Linked DNA regions of Mus musculus: region 1 is linked to region 2. Evidence: chromatin loops called from intact Hi-C (ENCODE). Cell type or tissue: heart. All regions are shown on one strand. Each heading gives the region's core, and the rest is flanking DNA. Links, peaks and the distances in the headings are about the cores only. Region 1 holds the start of Lmln (leishmanolysin-like (metallopeptidase M8 family)). Region 2 has its middle 2.9 kb from the start of Smbd1.

Region 1 (5,376 bases), core at 101-5,100, 250 kb after region 2:
TCATGACCCTTGGTCTTGGGTACCAGGGGGGAAAAGTGCTGGTTCCTGAGGCTGGGAGGTGGCTCAGTTGGAAAAACTGAGGTTTTTTTCCCCCAGCAGCCACATAAAGACAGGCACAGCAGTATCATGTCTGTAATTTGAGCCCTTGGGAAATGGGAGAATCTGTGGGGCAGTCAGTGAGAGAGAGACCGTTCCATCTCAAGAATGTACGTGTCACTGTAGATGACCATGTACAAAATGAGTATTACATAAGGTCAGATGCTGTGCAAATGCCTCCTTACTATCAGGATAAAGCCACCAGGTGCATTTTGGGATGAGTAATACGGTAATGTGATATTTATTATTCACCTAATGTTTCTGTTTCTTTTTCCCCAGATGCTGTACCCATCCCGGATTTAAACTAATGGAGAGTAAATAAATAAAAGTAGATTTGTGCTCTTGTATTTTTTTTTCACATCTGTCCTAAATTGAGTTTCTCTTTGTTAAGGTGTTTGGAGTTGTATAGCAGTTTTGGAGTGCAAGGAACTTCTATGTAATAGTATTAGACAAAAAGTTTTCCTGGGTGAGGTGACATATACCTTCAGTGCAGATGCTCACATCCAGGCCAGCCAGGACTGTATAGTGAGAGCCTGTCTCAGGAAAAGTTTTCTGTTAATTAATGCTGGAGCAGAGCTGGGTTATATGAGTAACCTATAGGAGCGTGATTTCCATTCTAGATTTTTAGTGAAAGAAGCATCAAGTCATCATAGGCCTGAGGTGGATCTCACTGAGACACTGACCACTGCCATGCTGTGGGCGTGAGGTGAGGCACCATGGTAATAGTGCATGCTTGTTCCCCATACAAATCCAGAACTCAGGAGGGACTTGGGAAGAATTTGAATGGTGCTTGTCTGGATAAACGGGGGTAGGATGGCATGGTGGTGTTGGGGACTGATTTGGGATTGGTCAAGTGAAAGTAGTATGTCCTGAAAAGGTCAGACTAGTGCATTTTATTTCTACCTTGGAAAACTGCCCTTGAAAATGGCTGGTTTCAGTACCTGCAGGGTTGATAATAGCATATTTACAAAAGTATGCAGGGCTCTCAAACACATGAAGGTTTGAGGATATCCTGGAAATAAGGCATATTTAGGTTGCTAACAAGTTCTTTTATTAACCAATTTAGACTGGACTGTGCTACAGAGCCTGAGCTATTAAAGAAATGGCCAGGCAGTGGTGGTCAAATCTCTTGAGTTAAAGGCCAGCCTGGTCTATAGTGAGGTACCCCCACACCCCAAAAAATGGTTGAGTCCTTTCCACCAAGATGATGGTACTGCAACTATTGCGGGGAAAACTGCATCAGAGGGCACAAGGCAGTTCCCAGAAAGGTTGGTTAGTTCAAAGCGAAGTTGGCATTGCAAGTTGTACTTTTGGAAAAGTGTTCCTTGCTGGGTTGTGAGTGGTCTCCAAAGGAGTAATAAAGAGCAACTAGGTTAGCTCACTAGATTCCTATGTACTTAATATTGGAAACTACTTTTTAGGGGTGTCAGTCTTGGATTTATTATAATCTAAATTGTTTTCCCCAAAAGCTACTTGTGTGTCAGTTATGTGGTCAGCAGTGACCACTGGAAAGGTTAGGTGTCTGAAAGGAGCGGCACAGGGGTCTTAGGTACTCCGCTGGGATTTTTTTTTTTTTTTTCTTCGAGACAGGGTTTCTCTGTATAGCCCTGGCTGTCCTGGAACTCACTCTGTAGACCAGGCTGGCCTTGAACTCAGAAATCCACCTACCTCAGCCTCCCGAGTGCTGAGATTAAAGGCGTGCGCCACCACGCCCGGCGGGATTTTTTTTTTTAAAAGATTTATATGTAAGTACACTGCCACGCCCGGCGGGATTTTTTTTTTTTAAAAGATTTATATGTAAGTACACTGTAGTCTTTAGATACAGAAGAGGGTGTCAGATCTATCTTGACAAATCACCATAAACTGAGGTGGGGTTTGCAATTTTGAGAACTGAAATTGAATGGACAATAAGTGCTGCTTTAAACAATTTCTAGAATTCCATCTTTAAAGTAGTTAGGAAGCCCAGCAGTGGTGACACGCCTTTAATCCCAGCAATTGGGAGGCAGAGGCAGGCAAATTTCTGAGTTCGAGACCAACCTGGTCTACAAGAGTGAGTTCCAGGACAGCCAGGGATACACAGAGAAACCCAGTAACAACAACAAAAAAGAGGCGGGATGGGCTTTGGAAGCTGAATAGTTATGTTTACAAAGTTGAGCCAATGTTGGGAATTAAGTATTTGCGGTAAGCAGAGAAAGGTTGAGACTCCTTTAAGGTATAAGGAATGACTTACACATGCTATGGCAAGTGACCTTTGCGCAGACTTCAACCTTGTAGCTCGGGGCTCTCTAACTTTCCCTGTGTAGTGGGTAGACAAGCTGTCACATATGTACCATAACCCTAGTTGGCTGTCCAAATAGCTTTGGTAGTTACGTGATGGTGCTGGAGTGGACTGAAGGGTCTGGTTCACAGGACCAGCTGTGGGCCGAGCGCTTAGCTGCTACGGAATGAAGTGGCAGCAGCAGCTTCTGAATGCGCCGCTCCGCACGCCCGACCGCTTTGCACTAATCCCCGCTAGCCCAGGGTTCCCACAGCTCAGTTCACGTGGGCTGCCCCGCGGCGCTCATTGGCCAGCTCCGCGCGTCGCCGCGGTCGCCGCTGCCCTCGTCCTCCGCCGGACCCGGCGTAATGCCGGCCAATGGCGAGGCGGCTTACGGCCCGCCACCTGTCCGCGGCGAGGGCGGGCGGCGGCGAGGAGGCGTCGCACTCCATGGTAACGACGCCGGCCCGAAGATGGCGGCCGCTGGGTCTGGAGGAGCGGGCGGCCCGGGACCAGGGCCGCGAGGCCGCTGGGGCGGCTGCCTGTGGGTGCGAGGCGTCCTGCTTGTGCTGGGCGGGCTCCCGGCCGGTGCCGGAGCTGCTCCCGTCTCCCTGGGCACTTCGCCTCCGTGTCGCCATCACGTCCTTTCGGACACTGAGGTAGGGCGAAGCGGGGCGCGAACGGGCCGGGCGAGGGAGTGGCTGGAGTAACGTGGAGGGTGTGGCGTCCCGGATGGCGGACTGCAGGTGCTCTGCAGGAGAAAGCCCTCGCCCGACCCGCAGGACCCGCCGGACCCGCGGGACCCGCCGTCAGCCCCTGCTGCCTGCAGAGCAGCTGAGTTAGGCACTTGTCCCCTCCCGTTCCGCTTAGCCAGTAGTACCACAAACTTGGACGAGCATCAGAATAATCGAAGCGCTTGTTAGAACAGATTGCCGCCCCGCTCCCCCCACTTTCTGACTCAGGAGCTCTGGCATGCATCCCCACAATTCGGATTCCTAGATACTGATGCTGCTTACTTAAGCACCACACCGAGAACCTCTTATCCGAAGACTTGAGAAACAGTTGAAGGGAGAACCAGACAGAGCTGTTGGTAGGAAGGCTACTACTGAGAAAACTCAGGAGACCAAAGTTCAGGATTCGTTTTCTAGTTAGTTATGGCTTTGCTGCCTTTATCCCATCCCCTCTGCTCTGTAAAGTCTGCACCTCCTTTCACCTCAACTCTCTCTCAGTCTTTATAAATTCTTGTAGTCTCGGTTCACTCAGATCTGCCTACCAAAACCTCCCCAGTAGAGCGTTCTTCCCATTTCGTCTGGAGGCCTTATCTGTATTCTGGCATTGAACCAGGTTCTCTTCTGTGCTACGCGTAGCTTTCAGCCTTGCCTTGCAGTGTTCAGACTGGCCTTGAACTTACTGTGTAGCTCAGGCTGGCCTGGAATTTGAGATCCTTCTGCCTCAGTTTCCAGAGTGCTGGGGTTGTAGAAGTATGATATCACTTCTGGCTCTGCTCATCGTTTATCCTCTCCAGTGAGCTTTTTGTTTTGTTGGTGTTCTTTTAACACACACACACACACACACCCCTCCCCCTCGTTTGGTTCTTTCTGTTATTGCTAGCCTTCCTCGACACCTTATTATACGCTCATTTCCCTGTAAGCCCAGTGAGCACATGACAGTCGCATTAAGGGAGTTGCTTCAATTCAGGGCTGAAGAGGTGGTTTCTGCTCCCTGCTCTCTTCCCTCAGCACACATCACATTCTTCTGCTGGGTCTCGTAACTGTTAAGTTTTCATTAGGTAGTGGCCACTGTGAGCCTCCCCCTCGCAGTCTTTCTCCCCGTTACCTTGTGCTACTGTAAGGTCTGAACATGTGTTCTCATTAAGCCCGTAATGCTCTGTGTTCTGCCTCCTGCACAAAACCCCTGGGAAAAGGGGGCCTTACAAGTCAGAGGCACCGTTCCTGTATTTCAAAAGCAGACCTTGCAAGCTGTGTCTTTTCTCCTCTAGTGCCTTCAACTAGTATTCTTTAGTCGTTTTGTTTTCTGAATCAGGGTCTCCTGAGGCCCGGGCTGGCATGGAACTCACTCTGTAGCCTCTACTTGCCTTCATTTCCCAAGTCTTGGTATTATAGGGGTGGATTACCACATTTGGCTTCAAGTGGAACTGGTTTTAAATAGTTCTTCCAAATTTGACAATATATATTATCTATATGACGCTGCCATTCCATTCCTAGAAGCTAGCAGTTCCACTTTTGTATGCTAGTGCTGAGTTTGGTGCTCTGGATTCTGCAGTCTGTATGTGGTCTAGTGCGTATGTAAGTCAGAGAGGGAATAAGCTATGTTTCTCTTAACTTTTCTCAAATAGCCCCTTTTCCACAACATCTCTCCTTAACCTGTTCCTCTAAAGTTGACTTTCGTGCCTTCTGTTTGTGACCTTGAATCAGTTTATTAGGAATTACCGGACTCAGCCGTCTTCATTACCTCAAGGCAATGTAGATGTCATACATGTATCCAAGTACCTGCCACGGTGCCTTGCATATGAAGACACCCAATATACGCTCAACTTAATGAATGCATCGTGGGGCTGTAGTCCACTGATAGAACGTATGACCCCAAAGCCCCGGGTTAGCCTCCAGCATTGTAAAGTAACAGCAGCAGCTGAGCACAACCAAAGCCACAGGGCACTGTCGCCTGCCCATGAGGAGGAAGACTGCAGGCAGGCTGTCTGCCGGGGGACGAAAGTGGACAGAGGGCGCTGTCACCTGCCTGTGAGGAGGAAGACTGCAGGCAGGCTGTCTGCCAGGGGACGAAAGTGGACAGTACACACTGTAGATCAATAGCATGCAGCATAGCTATTTTTCTACAAAATGAGTGATCCCATTTTTGTTCTATAAATATTCAGAAATATTAAATGTAAGAAAAATAATGAAGGAAGCGATTATTCACTGTTAGAGTTATAGGAATGAGTTATGCATAGCCTACTATTTAGCTAAAACTTTTTTTTTCCCTGTGTTTCATAAGTTACATAAAGT
Region 2 (5,376 bases), core at 118-5,117:
TATCTGACCTTCCCATTTTATAGACAAGGACACTGAGGCCTGGGAAGACAAAGGATACTTTGGACTCACACAGTTTAATATGGAGAGCTGAGGTGACAGCGCTGGTCCCCCAGCTCCCTGTCCAGTGCTGTCCCAATCAAAATGAGAGATATAGTAAGAGTGGTCCCATCAGCTACAGCAATGAGCGGGGCACCTCAGTTCCCTTGCAGAGACCCTGCGCCTGGCAGAACTGTTACAGTTCTGACATAAAGCTGAAGGTTGAGGCAAAGTCATCTCAAGGTTAAGGGATAAAGAAATTTTCCCTTAGCTCCTATTTAAAAATGCAAAGAATCGACTCTGTTGGGCATTCAGAAATGACTATGATTTGAAATTGGTTACGTCTTTGGCCCAAACAGGTTCTAATCAATCCCTGAATGCATCAGAGGCTCTGCTTTTGAAGGGATGGTGGGTGCCTAAGACAGAGAATAGCCACTCCTAACCCCACCCTGTGACCTTCCACTGGAAGCTGGTGAAAACACTCACCCTAAATCTGGGCCACACCTGGCAGCAGCCCTCGGAAAAGATCACGGACAAAGCAGGGGTTTGGGGTTTTTGGTTTGGTTTGGTTTTTTGCCTGCCTACCCTCATTCTTGCTGGCAAGTTCATCTATCCTGCTGCTGAGACATTCTTTCTCTATTAGAGCCCACTTCTTTGGGACCCCATCACAGGGTGAAGACCAGCTGAGACAGCCAGCCTCATGGATGGAACAACTGCCGGATTCTTGGCCTTTCCATCAGGCAACAGCCAATGCTGGACTAGCCAGACCAGAGCCTGTGTGCCATTTTAATAGATCCCATTTTAATATACATAAATTCTACCAGTTCTGTTTCTCTAGAGAACTCTGATATAACACCCCATTTCTCTCTGGCATTTTTACTTATGCTTTTTAAATTTATATTTTAGCTATCATAGGGGAGGGGGCACGCATACACACACGCATTTGGATGCCAAAAGACTAGTTTTGAGAATCAGCTCGCTCCTTCCATCATGGGTTCTGAGGCTCAAACTCAGGTTGTTAGGCTCACAAAGTGAGCACTTTATCCTCTGAGTGTCCTCACCTGCCCCTTCCTACCTTTATTAGATTTTTTTGTTTGTTTATGTGGCAACAACAATCACCAGGTAAAGACATGCAGATAAAGCAAATGGCGGTATGCTGAGCCTGACAGGACAGAAGGATGGAAGGAGCCTGGGCCGCAAAGGAATCACTATGTAAGCAAACCAGAGGCATCAATTGGTGTGCTTCCCCTGGGGCTCTTGAAATGTTAGGAAAACAAACTGTCTTTTGTCTGGTGTCTTGGTAGGGTTCCTGCAATGTGTAGCTGGAAGCATAATGGTATAATAATAATCTTTAAAAGTGCAGAAGCTGGGATGGAAAACTGGCTCTCAGGGAGCCAGTGGCCAAGAAGGCTATGATTTAGCGAGACCCGCTCTCTAAACTAGCTAATAAAATAGAAGAGATCTGTCTTCTCACAGCCCCAGAGGTCAAAGTCATACACCATGTGTCAGCAGGGCTCACTCCATTATTCTAGATTTGTTTTTAGAAACAAATTCCTTGGGACTTTCTACATAACCGTGACATCTGCAAACACAGATCTATCTCATTTCCTTTTCCCACCTTTTTAGAGTGGCTAGAACTTGTTTCACTGTGATGAGTTAAAGTGTTGAGAGTGGACAGCTTTCCTTTAGTCCTACTATTGGGGAGAAAGCATGCGGCTTAAGTATAATGGGAGCTGCAGGCATAATACTCATATTCCAGTGAGCTCATCGACTTCTCAGGGCCTTGGGTTGGGTTACATGAAGAGACACTTTTTTTCCTTTTAAAGACGAGGTTTCTCTGTGTATGTAGCCCTGGCTGTCCTAGAACTCACTCTGTAGACCAGGCTAGCTTTGAACTCACAGAGATCTGGCTGCCTCTGGTGTCTTGCCTCCACTAGTTCTGGGATTAAAGGTGTGCACCACCACTGCCTGGCTAGAAGGGAAATTTTTTTAAAGATTTATTTTATTTTATGTATATAAGTGCACTGTAGCTGTCTTCAGACACACCAGAAGAAGGCATCAGATCCCATTACAGGTGGTTGTGAGCCACCATGTGGTTGCTGGGATTTGAACTCTGGACCTCTGAAAGAGCAGTCAGTGCTCTTAACCCCTGAGCCATCTTTCCAGCCCTAGAAGGGGATTTTTTTTTTCTTCTCTCAGAGGTCTATGGGTGTCGCCCTGATGACTTCAACGGGGAGGGGGGGGTGTTTCCATGTAGTAGAAGCAAAGACTTAGGTGTGGCTTGTCTAGATGATTTGACTATCTCTTCACCCATCTTGCGGGGATGCCTCCCTTGAGAGCCCAAGGGGAGGAAGAGAGAGAAAACAAGTTGGGTATAACATCTGCAATACCAGCAGATGGCGCCACCAGCACAGGACAGTGTCCTTCCTCTCTAAGAGAAACTGCTTGCTGCATCGCTACTTCAAATATTTCTCAGGCATCCAGAAGGGCCACACTGCGAAGAGTCCACTCGGGTTACCCCTCCAGATGGCACAGGGACCCTCGGGCCTACGTATTTCTAAGGAAGTGGGAATAGGAAGGAAGTAGTATTTGGCTTAATTGAGGGTAGCAGATGTTCAGAAGTTGGCAGAACGTGCAGTCATTGTTTTGGAGGTGTTTGGCCATTAAAGAGGAAATAACTTGGAGGAAAGTAAACTTAAGAGATAAATATTTTTAAAATATTTATTTATTCCGACTTTTAATTAATAAATGTTTGGTGGCTGAATGTATGTGCATCCCACATATGCAGGGCCTGTAGGGGCCGGAAGAGGGCGATAGATTCCCCGAACTGGAGTTAGAGTAATTTTGAGCTGCCACGTGTGTGTTGGGAACTGACCTCAGGTCCTCTTCAAGAACAGTGAACGCTCTTAACTGTGGAACCATCTCTCTAGCCCCAGTCTGGATTTTTAAAATGGAAAAAAAAAACGTGTCAACACTTTATTATTAGTGCCTCTACTCTCGGTGAGAAGTTAAACACACAAGAAATGGCCACAAGAGATGAAGCCAAATTCTCCCAGGAGAGCACTTCATTTTCTGTGCACATTGGTCTATGGAATATTTTTGTTTGGTTTATTTGTTTGTTTATAAAATAGGGTCTGGCTATGTAGTTTGTGCTGGCCTGGAACTCAGAATCTAGTCTCAGCCTCTGGGGTGCTGGGATTACAAATTGCACCACCACACCCAGCTGGCTGGGTGGGGTCGCCTTCCAGTCTATTTGGCTTTTTAGCACAATCCACAGAGGCTTCTGCATCCTAGCCCCTGCAATTTAGCGACAAGGTAGAAGAATAGAGATGTGGCCTGGCACAGAGGAGCTCTGGCAGAGTGAGGAGGGCATCTGTTCTGGATGCCACCATTTCTTTGTGATGTGGGGTAAATGAAAGGATCCGTGGAGTGGCAGTTAGGAAAGGTTTGGGGTGGTCCCTGTTAAGAATGGAAAAGTGGGGGACTGGAGAGACAGCTCAGCATTTAAAATTGCATTTGGCTCCTGTTTGGTCCCAGTGCCCACAATGGTACTCAAACTACTAGTAACTGTAGCTTTAAAGGATGCTATGCCTCTGCCACTGGCACACACGCGTGCATATTGCTTCCCACCCCTCACAGAGTGCACACATACTTTAAAATAATAAAAAGGAATCTTTTTAAAAGAACAGAAAAGTGAACCTTCTAGAGACAGTAGACAGTAGCTTTGGCCTGAAACCTAATGTGAGAGACCATGATTTAAAAAGAGATTATTCCACATCTGTGAGCGTCCTTCCGCAGCACGGAAAGTGAAATTGGGAAGTTCCAGAAGATGTCACCAGGGATAGCGTAGACATGGGGAAGTGGGATGGAATGGCAGGAACTGACTGGGCGGTGTGCAAGGAGCTGGACTTCAGGTCACAGGGATTGAGGTGAAAGATCTTTTCAGAGTGGCCACCTTCACCGCCTTGAACGCTGGGTGTGGCTGGGCGCCCCTTGGCAGCGGCAGGTGAAGGAGGCTCGCGCATGCGTGGAAATCACTGCAGCGAGGGAACAGTACCAGCTCCCTGATCTTACAGCACTGAGGACTTCCAGAGAGACAGAGCTTTATCAAACGAGCCGGGACCCCCATACGGTGGAAGCAGAGAACCAACTCCTGCAAGTTGTCCTCTGAGCTTCACATATGCACAGTGGCACAGCCCTCCCCCCTCCCCCCCCCAATGAAAAAGATAATTAAAAAATGTAAAACCAAGCTGGCGGGTGGAAGTGAGAGGCTTGCGTTTCATTTCGTTTTGTTTTAACGACCAGCTGACCCTTTGCAACAAGGGACACGTTTCCATTGCCTCGGAAAGTGGAGGTTCTAGAGTGTGGGCTCTTTATAGCTGAAGAAAACAGCAAAGGACCTGTGTCTCTTAAAAGTGACTTACATGGTCAGAGTTTGGGGAAAGCACTGTGGCCTCTCATAACTGTGACCTTCTGGTAACGTGAGCAGAGGGAGTGCCTGGGACGGAGGACCTGTGCATTCCTGGATAACTTGAGCTTGGTCTATAAAAAGGAGACTCCGCTGAGCAGCTAAGCCTCAAGAGACATAGCAGGCGGGAGGGGGCTGGGGAGAAAGGACAGGGTTGAGTCGTGGGGGAGGGGAAAGGCATGTTTGCCAGTTCAGTCCAGCTGCAGGTGAGGAATGTGACCCTAGGGCTCAAGTCTACATAGCAGCCATCTCTCAGACTTATAAGGAGGGGGCAACTGTGAGGGGCAGGCACTCCAAAACTCACTGGCTCCGTGTATTATAGCCCCACTCCCCACCCCCACTTTTTTTTTTTTTTTTTTTTTTTTGAGACAGAGTCTCTTTGTCCTGGAACTCTCTATATAGACCAGACACCAGGCTGACAACGTTGACTGCTTCTGTCATGGAAAGGCCAATACATTATCCTTACTGGAATTAGTTGCCTGTTATGATTACCAATTTTCCTTCCCTGCGTGTAACACTTCTATATGAGCCACTGTCCATGGACTTATGGGATGCCTTGTCCACTCTCATGGTATTCCACACAGCATTGCTTCTGACCAAAGAACTCACTTCCCAGCCAAAGAGGAGCAACAGTGGACCCCATGCTCACGGAACTTCACTGGTCTTGCCATGTACCCCACCATCTTGAAGCAGCTGGCCTGATAAAACAACGGAATGGTCTTTTAAGGACAGTTACAGAACCGGCTAGGCAGCAGTAGCCTCGGGGGGTGGGGCAGTGTTCTCCAGAAGGCAGTACATGATCTGAAACAGCATTGGGGTAAGTCGTACTGTTTCTCCCATAGCTAGGACTCACAGGTCCAGGACTCAAAAGG

What was found. Peaks named below come from ENCODE experiments on the same cell type or tissue, not always from the same donor. Only the 100,000 strongest peaks of a DNase experiment are listed, where the experiment ranks them.
Region 1: a loop joins it to region 2, with 2.9 times the contacts of the local background. A loop is called at or near these places in 1 of 42 quality-filtered maps.

What each region holds. Positions count from the first base shown.
Region 1 is chr16:33,059,723-33,065,098 of GRCm38, forward strand. Rpl35a (ribosomal protein L35A) reads left to right here. Exons shown (of 5, transcript NM_001130485.1): 5 at 376-467. The coding sequence ends at 399. Lmln (leishmanolysin-like (metallopeptidase M8 family)) reads left to right here and starts at 2,799. Exons shown (of 17, transcript NM_172823.2): 1 at 2,799-3,012. The coding sequence starts at 2,827. In heart, for the core only: no CTCF peak of the experiment used is centred there; a DNase peak (open chromatin) is centred at 2,699; H3K4me3 peaks cover 1,965 bases; H3K27ac peaks cover 1,875 bases.
Region 2 is chr16:32,810,705-32,816,080 of GRCm38, forward strand. No RefSeq gene overlaps it. Among named protein-coding and RNA genes, the nearest start is that of Smbd1, 2.9 kb to the left of the region's middle. In heart, for the core only: CTCF peaks have their summits at 2,444 (motif pointing right) and 2,643; DNase peaks (open chromatin) are centred at 2,487, 3,267, 3,967 and 4,607; H3K4me3 peaks cover 1,492 bases; H3K27ac peaks cover 1,646 bases.